2 separate regions of the Homo sapiens genome follow, and region 2 is linked to region 1. Evidence: chromatin loops called from intact Hi-C (ENCODE). Cell type or tissue: A673. All regions are shown on one strand. Links, peaks and the distances in the headings refer to the core of each region. The heading gives the core; the rest is flanking DNA.

Region 1 (8,309 bases), core at 17-8,016:
AAACAGTATGCTACTGGTATAAAAGTAGACACATAGGCCAATGGAAAAGAATAGAGAACCCAGAAATGAAGCCAAATGCATACAACCAACTGATCTTTGACAAAGCAGACCAAAACATATGCTGGGGAAAGGACATCATATTCAATAAACGGTGCTGAGAAAATTGGATAGCCACATGTAGAATGATGAAACTGGATCCTTATCTCTCATCATATACAAAAATTAACTCAAGCTAGATTAGAGACTTTAACACCCGAAGCCATAAAAATTCTAGAAGAAAACCTAGGAAAAACTCTTCTGGATATTGGCCTAGGCAAAGGATTTATGACTAAGGTCAAAAGCAAATGTGACAAAATAAATAAATCCATAAATGGAAACTAATTAGACTAAAATACTTCTGCACAGCAAAAGAAACTATTAACAGATTAAACAGACAACTTACAAAATAGGAGAAAACATTTGCAAACTATGCATCTGACAAAGGACTAATATCCAGAATCTACAAGGAACTCAAATAAATCAACAATAGAAAAATAAATAATTCCACTAAAAAGTGGGCAAGTGACATGAGCAGACATTTCTCAAAAGCAGATATACAAATAACCAACAAATATATGAGAAAATGCTCAACATCTCTAATAATCAGGGATATGAAAAATTAAAACCTCAATAATATACCATCTTACCCCAGCCAGGGGACCATTTTTTTTTTTTTTTTTTACTTTAAGTTCTAGGGTACATGTGCACAGCATGCAGGTTTGTTACATAGGTATACATGTGCCATGTTGGTTTGCTGCACCCATTGACTCATCATTTACATTAGGTATTTCTAATGCTATCCCTCCCCCAGCACCCCACTCCCCAACAGGCCCTGGTGTGTGATGTTCCCCTTCCTGTGTCAACAGAGTGAAGATGCAACCTACAGAATGGGAGAAAATATTTGCAAACTATTTATCTGACAAGGGATTAATACCTAAGAGGTTGATAAAGATTATCCTCAATGTCTACGGCCTCTATTGGGCTTTCTTCCTCTCTAGAATTTCCCTGCACTTACCAGGGGCCTTGTGACAACCCCTCCTTGACAACCCCACCCCCAAGTATGCTACTTATTGGGTTCTTCCTGGAGACACTTCTCATATCTCTTGGCCTTTATCAAAATGTGCCTGTCCTGTGCCCACTTTTCTTAGTTATCTATGTTCCTAACACCTGTTAATGGGTTTTAGAAATATATTTTAATATCTAAATTTCTATTGTGCATAGAAAGGATTGTTATACTTACTTGTGTTGTAAATAACATGTAACTTGTTAAAAGTTTAATTTTAAACTTTTAAAAAATATAGCCTTTACTATTTAAATTATTTAAACTCTTAGAACTGATAAATTCAGTAAAGCTGCAAGATACAAAATCAACATACAAAAATTAGTAGTGTTTCTATACACCAACAATAAACTAGCAAGAAATCAAGAAAGCAATCTCATTTGCAAAAAATCTTATTAAATTTATAAAATCAAACTAGTAAATGCTATACAAAAATACGAACAAAGTTATCACTGATTCTTTAATGAATATTGAATTAATTTGTAAATACAAATTGATTTACCTTAGATAATCAACACAACTTATATACTTCAGACATTCCCTAGGATATTTTAAGTTAAACAGGAAAAAATACAGTTCTCTCAAACTCTTCAAAAGACAGAATGACAAATCTAACAAGGAAGATTTTCTGAGGTTCTTAGGAAACCTCTATGTCTTTAATAAATCAGACATGAAAAATCAATAAATCAAATTCTCTTAACTTGTTAGTTCTCAGACCTTCTGGTCTCAGGATTATTTTAACTCTTAAAAAGCATAGAGAATCTCAAAGAGTATTTGTGTTTGTGTGTTTTTTTCTGTTGACATTTACTGTATTAAAATTAAAACACAAATTTAAAATTTTTATTTATATGCTTAACATGAAATGAAATTTTAATTTAAAAAAACTATATTTTCAAACACAAAATGTGTGAGAAGAGTAGCATTGTTTTATACTCTTGTAAATATTTTTAAGACTAGAGTTCTGCAGCTACAGGCCAAGGACACCAAGGAATGCCGGCAACCACTAGGAGCTGGAAGAGGTAAGGAAAGGTTTTTATCTAGAGCCTTTGGAATGAATGTGGCCCTGCAGACACCTTGGTTTTAGACTCCTGGCCGCCAGAACTATGAGAGAATAATTGTGTTATTTTAAGCCACCAAGTTTCTGATAATTTGTTACTGCAGCTTCAGGAAGGCCTCTAACATATGGTGTTTTATTGGGATAAACTCTTATCCGTAATAGTATGCCTCTTTAAAAACAGGATCCTATTTTCAGAATTATATATATCTGTCGCCATCAAAGCTATATTTAGGAGGTATAATCTCATGACTCAAGTGATTTTCTTGATATGGATAACAAATCTCTCATAATGGTCTAATATTTAATCAAGCTTGAATGCACATTGTAAATTTTATATCTTCTATCTCTGCAAATATTTCAAGGTGGTAATGACATTTTTTCCAAATGAACTGTCAGGTTTTTGATCAGGTTTCATCTCACTTATTTGTAAAGTCTACTCATATTTCCTGCCGACATCAATCCCCTCCTTCCTAATGGCCTGTCGTTTTTCAGTGTCTGAACTATGCATTTTGGCACATCAATCAAACTTGCTTCTGCTTTGTATAACATAGTACAGGTTAGTCATGACTGGGTAATAATAGCTACCATTTATAAAGCACATAGTATTTATGTATGCTTAATATATGTCATTTGTAAATCCTTTAGCTATAGCAATATAGCTATCTGTATTTATTTATATATCCCTATTTATATATATATCTATATAAAAATATATATGATATAATATATCTCTCTATATAGGATATAGCTCCAGATATATAAATATATATTTCTGTATATTATAGATATATCTATAATCTGGACTTTACATATATAAATATATACCTATATATTTATATTATGTATTATATAAAGATATATCTATATATTTATATTATGTATTATATATAAATATATATCTATATATTTGTATTATATATTATATAAATATATATCTATAGTTATATATTATATTAAATATATAACTATAGATATATATTCTATAAATATATAACTATAGATATATATTCTATAATATAACTATAGATTTATATTATATATAATATAAATCTATAGATATATATTTATAGAATATATATCTATAGTTATATATTCTATAAATATATAACTATAGATATATATTCTATAATATAACTATAGATTATATATTATATATAATATATACCTATATTTATATTAATATTATATATTATATAAATATGTATCTATATATTTATATTATATATGATATATACATATATATCTATATTACATATATAAAATATATCTCTATAGATATATAAAAATATATTTACATTACATATATTATATATATTTATATTACATATATAAAATATATATCTATAGATAATATATGTATATTACATACATTATATATGTATAATACATATATAATATAAAATATATATCTATAAATACATAAATATATTTATATTACATATATACATGGTATCTATAGATATATAAATATATATTATATATTATAAATATAGATCTACATTTTATACTGTATCTGTATAAAATATATCTGTATTTTATAAATAAGGAAGCTGACATTCAGATAAGTTAACTGACAGCAAATATAGGGCAGAATCATAATTGAAATTTACTGTCTCTTTGACGTCAAAGTCGCAAGCCTTTCTACCAGGCTATTCTGCTTCCTCAGAAATTTCTGCAAGTCAGCAATTTGAAATCTGAACAGAGAAACCAAACCTCCCATATGTTTATTTAACCTACCTGTACAACAACATATGCAGCCATAGATAAATGTCCACATATGAATTCCAACTTAACTTATGTTGAAAATATTCTCCCCAGTTGGGGCAGCAGAGTTTGGGAACTTAAGCTCCCGATCTCTGGAAACCAAGTGAGTTCTTCTTGGCAGGATTTCTTGGTAGGATCTCTGATGAGGTAGGGGCTTAAGGTCTTGAAAGAGATCCCAAGGGTTTGGGGAGCAAACTGCTTTGGAGGGGCACTTCACCATCTTTGGCTGGATTAGACCCTGGGCTCCAGAGTCTCTTCCTTCTGCCTGCTACTTCACGGAGAGTTTTGAGGAGCAGTGATTTTGTTTGCAGGCTTTCATTTCCACTGCAATTAATAGTTGATTCCGACGGGGGGTTCTTTCCTCTGGCCTACTGCTGAGTAGAATAAAATCTACTCTTTTAAAATCTACAGCTTTTCCCAAATAATTGATATAGGCATGGAACTCTTTAAGCATGTTTAGTGATTTTTAACCATAAGCAGTTATGGGGAAATACAGGGCAGAAATAGGAAAAAAGTAAAAACTTCTAAGAAGTCTCCCTAAAGCAGCTGCCGTTGATGTTTATTGGATGCTCACTCTCTTATCTTTCCCTTGCTACAAATTCATCTCTACTCTTAGGAGCTCCAATCTTCTCCTCTTTTTCTTCTAGAATTTGGGGCTCAAGTCTCACTTTCTTCTAAAAAAAGCTCCAGCCCACGTCTTCTCTTCTCAATTGCCGTCTCCTAGCTCTTGAACCTCATCCTTTTTATTTTGGAGTTTTTTGATTAGCCTCTTGGGGGCAGCAATCTCTCAGTTCTGAGTGACATTTTCCTGGACAGATGATGTTAAACTTCAAGTGAATCAGCGGCAGCTAATTTGTTTTGTCTTGTCTAGTGGAGTTTGTTGTGATGTCACTGTTTTAATTCTATGCTTCAATCCACTAACTGAAATAGTAAACCTGTGAATCAAAGTCAGATGTCTTCGTAAATTAACAAAGAACGAATTTGCATGTTCAATGAAAGGAGCAGTTGATAAATTGGCTCACAGCTTAATTTAGCTCATTTTCATTTTTCTGAAAATCTATAGAGTAAAATTCAGTTTTTTCATGAAATCACCCAAATAATTGGATTGTTAACTGTCTTATGTGTTTATTTCTATACCAGACTGTAACCTCCATGAGGCCAAAGGGAATAAGTTATTTTTTCATTTGTTTTTTAACTAGCCCAATGCTCATGAATGCATAGGTAATTAGTAATGTGAAAGCTACTGGCTTGAATTTAGTTCTTGTTTGTTTGTTTGTTTGTTAGTTTTAGAAACAGGGTCTTGTTACGTTGCCCAGGCTGGTCTCGTACTCCTGGCCCCAAGCAGTCTTCCCGCCTCAACTTCCCAAAATGCTGGGATTACAGGCGTGAGCCACTGTGCCCTGCCTCAATTCTTTTAATGAATATTTAAGTGTCTCTTTCAGGGCAAGCATAATGCCAGATAATTGGGACGCGAAGATAAATAAGATATAATCCCTTTATTCTCAAAGACCTCACATGTCTTATTTATTTTTGTGCCCTAAATCTTTATGCATTGATTTGAATCAGTAATAAGGACACGTGATTCCAAATTAGAATGATAGCTTCTACTTATGTCTCCATCCAGCCCGCACTCCCAGTCCAATCAATCCCCATTTGGTATCATCTTCACTAATTCCCCGTGTATCATTTTAGGGTTTCTTTTTGCAGACAGAGTGTACGCTCACGTGTGCGTGCGCACACACACACACACATTTTCCTTTCTTGCTTGCTTTCTTTCTTTTTCCTTCCTTCCTTCCTTCTTTTTCTTTCTCTCTCTCTCTCTTTCTTTCTTCTTTCTCTTTCTTTCTTTCTTTTCTTTCTTTCTCTCTTTCTTTCTTTCTCAAAAGTTAACAGGTAAACCATCCCTGACCTTTTTTTTTTCACTTAATGTATTACAAAGATCTTTTAATATCTGTACACAGAAAGTATTCCTATTCTGTTTTTAATGGCTGCGTAATATTCCATTGTGTGAATGATTGTTTAACCCAAGATTTCTCACCCTCAGTTCTAGTGAGAATTAAGGCTAGATAATTTTTGTCGTGGAGGTTGTCCTGTGCAATATAGGATGCTTAGCAGGATCCCTGGCCTTTACCCACTAGATGCCGTAAGTTTCCCTCTCTCCAGTTGTGACAACCAAAAATAAATCACTCCTGGTTGAAAATCCCTGGTTTAAACAATCCTCTAATGAGGAACATTTTTGTTGCTATCAAATTTTTATCATCACAAGCTATGCAGTAATGAGTAATCTTGTAACATGTTATTTTGCACATGTGCAAGGATATTTGTAGAATAAATTACTAGCTATGGGATTTCTTGGTTAAAGTGAAAGTACATTTTTAATTTTGGAAACATTGCAAAATTTCCCCCATAGAGATTGTGTCATGTTGTATTCCCATCAACAACGTATGAGATGCAATCACCTTTCTATGTGATAACTGAAAACCTAAAGAAACATGTATGAATGATGTATGCCAAAAGGTCATTGCACCCCTTCTGGTAAAGAAATCTGTGTTTGCACTAAGGAAGGTTGAATGACATGCAAATTCCATATTTTTGTACAGGTATCCTTCTGCCTAGACTTACACTATCAACCTATTTAGTGAGAGGCCAATAACAATTTTGAGGCTTTGCCTTCCAGGGATGAATGGGGGGCTTTGTGACTGGCTTTGACCAAGAAGCTATAATTTCTAGGCTCATAGTCTTTAAACAGAATAAAAAGAAACCTGACTTCCTTCCATTTAGGTACCAAGTGGATGTGCAATAGATTCCCTGCAGAAGCTGAACTCTAAGCTCAGTAGGAAGGATGTTTCTCCCTACCTTCAACAAAAGTGAGCAGGCAGTACCTCCAGGATGTTCAAACAATTGATGTTTTCCGCCTGTAAACAGAAGGCCTGGAGCAAAGCTCAATATTTAATAAGGAATAAAAGGGTCTAAGGAAACTATGACTAGTTTCTTTCTTTTGGTGTTCTGACATTTCCATCTTATTGAGATCCAAGGCCTAAAATATAGCAATATGTAGTCAAAGGAGGAGGAGTACATCTAATTGGGCAGATCCCAAAACACTATGTGAAATACAGCATAGAGATACAAGAATGAACACAGTTCTAGGGGAACACAAACAATGGATCAAAAGAGCCTGGGGAAGTGATGAGGGAGAAGGGGAGAAAGGCCCTCTAGGCAGAAGGAATGGTATCTTCAGCCACAAGAATCAAGACTGGTGCACTCAGACACTGAAAAAGGCTCACAGAGAGAGGTGGGCAATGATCGGCAGCAGTCTTAACAGTCTTTTTTTTTTTTTTTTTTTTGAGACAGAGACAGGGTCTCGTGGTCTCCCTCTGTTGCCCAGGCTGGAGTGCAGTGGCACAATCTTGGCTGACTGCCTCCCGTGCTCAGGCGATTCTCATGCCTCAGCCTCCCAAGTAGCTGGGACTATAGATACGTGCCACCATGCCTGGCTAATTTTTGTAATTTTAGTAGAGACAGGGTTTCACCATGTTACCTGCTGGTCTCAAACTCCTGAGCTCAAGTAATCTGTCCACCTCGGCCTCCCAAAGTGCTGGGATTACAGGCGTGAGCCACCATGCCCAGCCCGGAACAATCTTCTATGACAAAGAAGAGGGTCAGGATTTGATGATGTAGGAAACATGGAGCTAATAAGAGTTTGTTAGCATGACAGTGGGGCAGAATAGAGTTCGGTCTGTGTGCAAGACAAAGACAGTGGCTCACTGTCTTTGGAAGAAACTCACCTGAGTGGGAAGAAACTTGTGGCCTGGACTTAGTCGTTGCAATGGTCCAGCAGAGAGAAGACGGGCAGTGGGCTTAAGCCCAGATGAGAGACCAGGGCAGAATCCTCATGGGAGAGGTTTCTCCTCACTCAGCAGGCTCCTTCCATACTACTTCTCCAATCTGAGGCTAGAACATAAGTTGGATCATATCACTTCTCACCTCAGACCCCTCTGGTGGCTCCCATCTCATTATGAGAAAAGACCTAACTGATTAAAATTACAACAGGGCCCTATATGATCTGCTAGACCGAGACCCTAGAGGGAAACAGAAGCTTTCCAGGAAAGAGGGCATGTGCACAGGCTTGACTTCTTCCACTCCCACCGGCTTCTCTCCCTTTCCATCTCAGTTACAGAGGTCTGGGAAGCACCAGGATAGCTGGTTTCTGGACCAGTCAGGACAGAAGTTCAGGACAGAGCTTGTTGGGAGGAACAGGGGATTGGGAATTCAATGTGTGTAAATAGTTTCCATCCTAGTGTTTAATGTAAGTGGTAGTGATGAATTAGCAAATGGGGAAAAAAAGCAAATTAATTCTGATTCTCTAATAGTTGAGCTCCTTGGCATGCT
Region 2 (8,309 bases), core at 181-8,180, 98 kb after region 1:
ATTAAGGTATTTCCCATTTACCCCACACTTCAAAAATGTTCCCACCAAATGTTCACTCTTAGAATGGGAAGAGGATGGCAATTAAAAAAATAGTAGTTTTTAAAAATATACCATGTGTCTTTTGGTAGGAAGGAGGGGGACATATGGCAAAAAAAGGAATAATTTTTTCCCATTGCAATAGAGGTGTCATCAGTGCAATGTGGCTTTGGTACAGTGTCTCATCTTGGGAAAGAGTCAGTTGAAAGTAACAGCAACAGTAGAAGGGGGCACCTGGCACAGTGGTAGCATACCTAGCTAGTGCTTTGCAGACATCATGAAAATAGCTGTAAGACATTTTTATCTTCTATCTGAATACAAGAAAAAAAGAAATATGTTGAACAGGTTAAAGGAGAGTTGTTGTTCAGAAATGCATGTGAGACACCCCATTGTAATTTGTAGAAATAGTTGGGGAGACTGTGGAAGTAGAACTACAGATTCTAAAATGACAAGTGGGGTCAAATAAAAATAAAAAAAGGATAATTTCTACAATACTTCAGAGCCTGCATAAGGATGGCTTCATGCAGAAGTGAGCCCTTGGATGAAGCTTAGAGGTGGATTTCTAATTTAGGAAAATAATAAAATGGATAAGTTTTTAATTTTTTTACACTGACTTCCTATAAAACCTGGAAATAAACTTTATAAGTTCCAGGACAATGATTCATTAATTGAATCTGACAGTAGCACCTTGCAGAACATATTTATTGATTTCTCAATTTTTTGAAGTACAGTTGCATTTACTGTGATGCCTTCAAGGCTAGACAGAATATTAAAGACTGACAATTGAGAGAACTTACATAAAATTAAATAAATCAATGTGTTCTATCATACACTTGAATACTTGCTAAAAAGAAAAATTAGTTAGCATTAGAAGCATTCTATCATTTTATATTAAGAAAACTGTATTTTCTGTGTGTTTTTATGGAAAAATATGAAAATCATACAGCTATAGGCATTCCTATGCACTGACTCAAACATGGGCCAGTTTGGAAGCGTTGTTTATCCTGTTATGGTAAAAGGCAAATGTTTTGAGTAATACAGTCTGTCTTCATTTCTGTCTTACTATCATTTCATGAGGTATTATAAATAAATAACAATTCAAAGGCAAGTGAATCAGAACCCCTGATTGTACCATCCAATTCAGTAGTCACCAGCCACAGGTGTCTCTTGAGTCTTTGAAGTGTCACTGACTGAGAGATGTATTGTGAGTGTGACATACCCTCCAGGCTTCCAAGAAGTAGTATTTAAAAAGATACAAAATATAACATTAATCATATTTTTATATCGATTACATGTTGAAAATATATTGGCTATATGGGGTTAAATAAAACATATTAAAATTACTTTCACCTGTTTCTTTTTATTTTTGTTGATGTGGCTACAAGATAATTTCAGATAACTTAGTTGCTTGGATTATATCTGTTGGACAGGCTGCCTGCAAGAATGCCAAATGTTTTAAGTATTGTTAGGAATTGGAGGGTGCAGCAGGCCAGTGTGACTCAGGCGTTGCGGCATCTGTGGGTCCTTCTGCCTTGGTTATTTGGCGGAGATGAGCTGCCTGCCAATTATATCCACCCGAGCTGTAGATCCGGTTTTATCCAAGACCTTCCAGAAGGGACCAAGAATGCATTGGTTCCACCCCTGTCCAACGGACCAGAACAGGCAACCGTTTGAGGACCTAGACCAACACCTGCTCAGGCTGCTTTTGCGTCCTTGACAACAGCTTCAAGACGCTCATGTCTCGAGTAAAGCCCAAAGACAGCAGTGTTTGCAAGTGAACAAAAAAAATCTACAAATGGATACATTGGTATCAATCTAATAAGAATTTTGAGAAGATTAAAGGAAATTATATGTAGAAAGTCTAGATCAGTTAATTCACTTTTGATGGCATAGGGGGAAGTATTAGAAACTTTGGGAAAGAATAATAAAGAACCCTGGGTGGTGAGAATATTGTGAACCATTCAGTTAATGAAGCGATGTTTAACTGTATTGCGCAGAGCCGCAGAGTCGCCTTGAAATGGAGAATGGAGGCCACACCTGCATCAGTCCCAGAGCAACCAGGAAATCTGCTGTTACCCGTTTACATATTAATGCATGTGGTTTATAGATTTCATGAAATATCAACTAAAAAGTCCTCTGCCCTTTAAAAGGTTGGATAGTCATTGATTTAAAGAAGTTAAAATATGTATTTGATGTAAACTGAACTGAGTTTTTCAGTTTAATAATGTCATTTTACCTCTTTCTTAATCTCTAGGTGGAAATATTTATTTGAGGACACTGAAATCTGGCATTAAAAAGTAAAAAATCAAATGTTTTTACCATAACATTAAGAAAGCATTTTTATTTTATTTTTGGTTTAAGAAGAAAGGGAGTTTATCTAGGGATAGTTCACAGTTCTTGGGGTTTCTGAGAATTTCACAAGAGCATAATGGAGGTGGTGTGCGTCTGTCCCATAAAGACCCCAGCTTCTGCCGCTTAGTGTGAGTGCTCAGGATCACTACCCCTACGATGGCTGCTGAGTGTGGGGTCCACTGCCACCCTTCCCTGGAGTGCACCTTGTCAGACCCTCCTCCAAATTCTCCAAACCGGCCATCTTGAGCAGGTGTGTCTGATTGGAGGAGCCTGTGCCCCGTGCCTGTTGTAGCTGCGATGGAGGTGGGGAAAGTGAGATTCCAGCTTCTGCTCTGGGGACCCGTAGCTCATAAAACAGAGTTGCCCAAACATGGGAGAGGCTTCAGAGCCTTCTTCCATACCCATGCAAGCGCCTTCTCCTCCACGTTTCTGTATTTCCTGTGCAGAGCCTTGCTTGCCCTCTGGTGTCCCACAGTATTCTGCATGGACCTCCGCCACATTATTCATCAAGCTAATGGTCAAGAGGTCTGCAACAGTCTGCGAACTCCAGCTATTCATGTTTGGATCCTCATTCCATAGCATCGTGCCTGGCACAAAGAAGATATTTAGGAAGTGTTCGCAGTGAACAAAAAAGTGAATTAACTGCAGTAGATTAATTTTCCTAAAGTAACTGCTTGCCTCACTGCCAGCTTACCATCAAAAATTCTAGGGGACATCAAATAGGTGCTTGGAGAGAGGGGCACGTATGTTCGTCTAGAGCTGCAAAAGGGTTACTTTGGGGACAGAAGAAGAAAGTTCTGAGGAAGTTGGATCATGTTTTATTATTACTACTATTTTAATAAATACTCATATTTAGCTATTACCAACATAACAGCTTACTTGCCACGGAAGGGGATGAGTCTTAGCCCTCTCAGATTTGGCATCATTCAGGGTCCTCAGTGAATAAAATTCAAGGGAAGAAATAGAACTTTGCAAGTTTCAGACCCAGGGTGGCATCCCCTAGTACCTGGCCAAGAACAACTAGAATGTGGCTGAGAAGTTGAAAGGCTGTGTCCTCCCTCGCCTTCCCTCCTTCTTTCACAGACCCAACCTCTTTCTCTGTACATTTATCTAAAGTGTGGGAACATAAGAAAGAGAAGATGAAGCCCCAATTTCACAGAACAGTAGCCGAAATTACACAGAAAAGCCATAAAGCAGTGCTTCTATTTCGTTTCATTTTTAAAAGTCATTTACTTTATGACTATAAAATCTGAAGCTGTTTCTCCCCCCAAATTAGAATCCCATGAACTAGAGAGATAAGTTACTAAGATTTTTTATTTTTTTATTTTTCTGAGACATCGTCTTGTTCTGTCACCCAGTCTGGAGTGCAGTGGCATGTTCTCGTTTGACTGCAACCTCCGCCTCCCTGGTTCAAGTGATTCTGCAACCTCAGCCTCCTGAGTAGTTGGGACTACAGGGGTGCATCACCATGCCTGGCTAATTTTTGTATTTTTATTAGAGACGGCGTTTCACCATGTTGGCCAGGCTAGTCCCAAACTCCTGACCTCAGGTGATCTGCCTGCTGTGGCCTCCCAAAGTGCTGGGATTACAGCAGGTGTGAGCCACTGCACCCAGCGGAGTTATTAAGATTTTCATATCTCCTTTAAGCAACTATTTCAATGCCCTTTGAATTCCATATATAAGGCATATATTTGGATATGAATACTATATGAATATATGTAAATATGATCCTGGTTAAATTACACATGATGTGAGGCTTGATGTGCTGCCTTTTTTACTTAATATTCTGTCAATGCTTTCTAATGTCATTGAAATGTGCTGAAGGCTTTATTTTTAATGCCTGCATAGTATTTCTCAATATGAATTCATCATATTTATTTATTTCCCTTTCATGTAATTTATTCCAAATTTGTCATTGTTATAAACATTCAGGGATTAAGCCAGTTGTAACCTTGGCTGTAAACTTTTATGCTGACAGCCAAATCAACAATTCAACATATCATGAGAAGAGGAGAAAGGATGTGAAATTTCTCACTGTGGTAACACTTGATGACTGTAATTATGACATTGATCCTATATCTCACCTCCATTGGTAGATATAGAAACTGAGGCTCATATTGTTAAGAGAACATGCCCTAAGTTACACAATTAATCAGTGGAAGAAGTGAGATTTAAACCCAAGTCTACCTCACGTCAAAATCCACACCTTTTCCTCTGTGGTGTATGTCCCTGTTCTGACTTAGGAAATTTCCCTCTGTAACTCCAGTGGGGCTACTAAGTGTAAACGGGTATTGTGAAGGAAGGTCCGTCTTAGAGCTGCAGCCAGTATGCCCTGTTCCACCAGGGGTACAAAACAGTTAAATCTCTATTATTCTCCAAATCAAAGGAATCGGGCCCTCCTCTTACAATCTTTGAAGATCTTTTTGTTTTCTTACCCCTGGAATTTTACTTCTATCAATTTTCACACCTGAAGCACACATACATGCGCGCACACCACACACACACACACACACACACACACACACACTCCACATGACAGGTCAAGAATCTCAGGCTATCCTAGATGACGTGTCAATCACCTCGCACAGAGGAAACCGGAAGTTTAAAGGTTGTCTGCAGTCCCTGTAGCCATTGCTGCCACATGGTGTCACTGTTGAAGCACAGGCAGACCAGCTGCCCCAGTACTCTCTCCTTTGTCCCCAGAGTTGGGCATGAGCCTCCCTACCTCCATGTCCCCTCTCTAAACGACATGGTGACCTGGAAATCGGATACAATCCCTGGCTGCCTCTGGCTCAGATACTTCTTTCCATGGGGCAGAGTCGCCATCATTCATTACACATATATACAAGACACACAGGTATGTGAGCTGCCTGTCTCAGGTGTGCAAACTTAGCCCACAGCCTCTTGGCTAGATCACATACCAGTGATCTAGGTTCAACGCCACCCATTGGTAATGTGGCTACTTGAATTAAGACAAGTAGTGGGGGTGACCTGCTAAAGATAGTGCTATCAGTTTCTTTCCTCCTTCAGCCAAAAAACGTTCTTTTTTGCTGTTGGGTATGTGGAGAGCTGGTTTACTCATCCATGTGGAATGATGGAGATTTTTCCCTTCCACCCCTTCTCAGACAGAGGATAAAAGCCCTTATGTTTTTAGGATCTAAGTCTTACTGTCTCTTAGAGAAGAGAAAAAAATTTCTTTATGTCTCAAAAGTCCAAGGTTTTGTCTTGGGCAAACGTGTAATTTTAGAGAGAAAAAGTTGGTGTTTCAGGGAATGAAACAAAAAGCAGTGAACTCTGTGATTATCCCCAAATTCCAGGAGAAAGGGCAAGGTGGGTGTGGATTTCGTTATGGGCAGGTGACATGCATGTTTTGGCACAGGAATCCCTAGCACTGTGCCTAGTGCTGTGGCTGGGGTGCCGGATGCAGGTACCATGTAGAAGAGGAGGTGGAGACACGAGCCATCAAAGAACCTGACTGGTCTGAGCCTGCAGCTGGTGACAGCCCTATTTTGTTGTGATTGGGAGGGCAGGTTGCAAAATCAGAGAAAGAAGGGCCACTAGCACCTGCGGGAGCTCAGCGACATCAAGACATTTCTCCTCTTAGGAGTGCACATTTGGAGGAAGCCACCTCTGGGACATGGAAGATATTCCTTTTCTTTGAATATCTAATGGGAAGTGGGAGAATCCCCAAGAGTTTAAAAATGGACTTTGTGTCAATCTGCCATTTGGATGCCAAGCCAGATGAAATTTAATGTGGAGACATTAAAGCAATGTGAAATTGCACCCCAGTGTTGAGTAATAGTCTATAGAATTACCCCTCATGCATACAACCACCTGTCCAGATTCAAGCCTCTACTATACTGATCAATTTTACCTACCTCTTGTCAGAATAGAAGAGACCCATCTCATCACTGACGTTCAGGATTCCATCTTGTCCAGCTGGCTCAGGGACTTCTCCGTCATCACCTTCTCTTTCTTCTGTGTCTTCAACCCTTTGCTTTGCCTTGATCTCTTTCCCATCAGCTTTTTAAATACACCCTAGTCTCTTCCATCTTAATAAGCTTTCATCATTTGCCAAATTATCTTTGCGTTAGGCCCTTGTTTGTAGCTAGAACACTGACCAAAGCCTTCAGGAGTGGTCCTGCTCTGTTGTCTGCCAGAATAACTGCTTATGACCTGAGCAACCAGTAGCAATATCAACAATAGAAATTTTGGGAGCATAATGGAATGCTAGAGCCCAAAGCTAATCTGCCTTTAAGACATAATCATGGCCATCCCTAGTATGCCTCAATTCACAGTTTGCTTTGGTTATCCCCATAAGTCCAAACCTCTGAGAACGTTTGCTACCACTTGAACTTCCATTTATGTTCCTCTCTGTAAATCCCTAATATGTCCCAATCCCACAACCTTCCCTGTCACCTCAAACCCCGTCACCGTGCCTTCTAGAATTCCTGCTCTGTGACTGGCCAAATCCTCTTTGTCTCAGCCAGCTCAAGTTGCTATAACAAACGATTGACTGGGTCTCTGAAACAGCAGACATTTATTTCTCACAAGTTCTGGAGTTTGAGAAGTCTGAGATGAAGTTGCTGGCAGATTTGGTCCCTGGCGAGGTCTCCCTTCCTGGCTTGCTGATGGTTGCTTTCTTGCTGTATCCTCACATGGTGGAGCGAGAGCAAGCTCCAGCCTCTTCCTCTTACATGGACACTAACACCATCATGAGGCTTCACCCTCATGATCCTATCTAAGCCCAATTACCTCCCAAAGGACTTACCTTCATATACTATCACATTGGGGATTAGGACTTCAACATATAAATTTAAAAAACATTATTTTGAACACATACATTTTGAAAAACATTCAGTGCATAACATTAGGCCCCTGGCTCCCCACTCTAATTCATGTCATTCTTGCATGCAGAGTACATTCATTCCATCCCAACAACCCCAAAGTCTGAACTTGTTCCAGCATTAACTCTAAAGTCTGAAATCCAAAGTCTCACCTAAATATCATTGAAATCAGATATAGGTGAGACTTGAGGTACAATTCATCCTGAAGCAAAATTCGTCTCCAGCTGTGAAACCGTGAACCTGGATATGTTTTGTGTTTCCAAAATATAATTGTGGAGAAGGCATAGGGTTAGACATTTCCATTCAAAAAGAGATAAATAGTGAAGTAGATGGTGATGGGTCCCAAGCAAGTCAAAAACCTAGCAAGGCAAAATCCACTGCTTTTTTTTTTTTTTTTTTTTTTTTTTTTTTTGAGATGGAGTCTCACACTGTCACCTGGGCTGGAGTGCAGTGGTGCGATCTTGGCTCACCGCAACCTCCTCCTCCCGGGTTCAAGCAATTCTCCTGCCTCAGCCTCCCAAGTAGCTGGGATTACAGGCACCCGCCACCACGCCCAGCTAATTTTTTGTAATTTTAGTATAGATAGGGTTTCACCATGTTGGTCAGGCTGGCCTCGAACTCCTGACATCAGGTGATCCACCTGCCTCAGCCTCCCAAAGTGCTGGGATTACAGGCGTGAGCCACTTTGACAGGCCCCCACTGCACCTTTAGATGGAGAATACTCTTGTGGTTTGATGCTCTGCCTTCCCAACCCACAGGACCCACTGGAGCTGCTATCCTGCCTCCTCAGCTCTGCCAGGGGGCAAGGTGAGGGTTGTGCTCCAAGACTTCCAGTGGCCCCTCCCTCAAGGCTCCAGGTGGCCACAGTCTGACCTGTTGAAATAGAAACTGAGGAGATTCCCCCAACTCCCACCCTTTGAAATAGGAAGAGGCAGCCCTGATGATCTCTGCAGAGACTTTGTGGTCATTCTTCCCTTGTATGAAGAAGGGTGCATCCAGTGGAATAGCTCTGTAGTCTGTTTCTGCAGTCTAAAAGCCTTCCTTCATTTCCTCCCATTTTCCCCTCCATCCTCA

Evidence for each region. Peaks named below come from ENCODE experiments on the same cell type or tissue, not always from the same donor. Only the 100,000 strongest peaks of a DNase experiment are listed, where the experiment ranks them.
Region 2: it touches region 1 in a loop (4-fold over the local background); 6 of 110 quality-filtered maps call a loop at or near these places.

Annotation. Positions count from the first base shown.
Region 1 is chr13:102,552,533-102,560,841 of GRCh38, reverse strand. No RefSeq gene overlaps it. Among named protein-coding and RNA genes, the nearest start is that of TPP2, 40 kb to the left of the region's middle. In A673, for the core only: a CTCF peak has its summit at 4,689 (motif pointing right); a DNase peak (open chromatin) is centred at 4,701; H3K4me3 peaks cover 790 bases.
Region 2 is chr13:102,454,236-102,462,544 of GRCh38, reverse strand. No RefSeq gene overlaps it. Among named protein-coding and RNA genes, the nearest start is that of FGF14-AS2, 64 kb to the right of the region's middle. In A673, for the core only: a CTCF peak has its summit at 5,010 (motif pointing right); a DNase peak (open chromatin) is centred at 5,034; H3K27ac peaks cover 329 bases.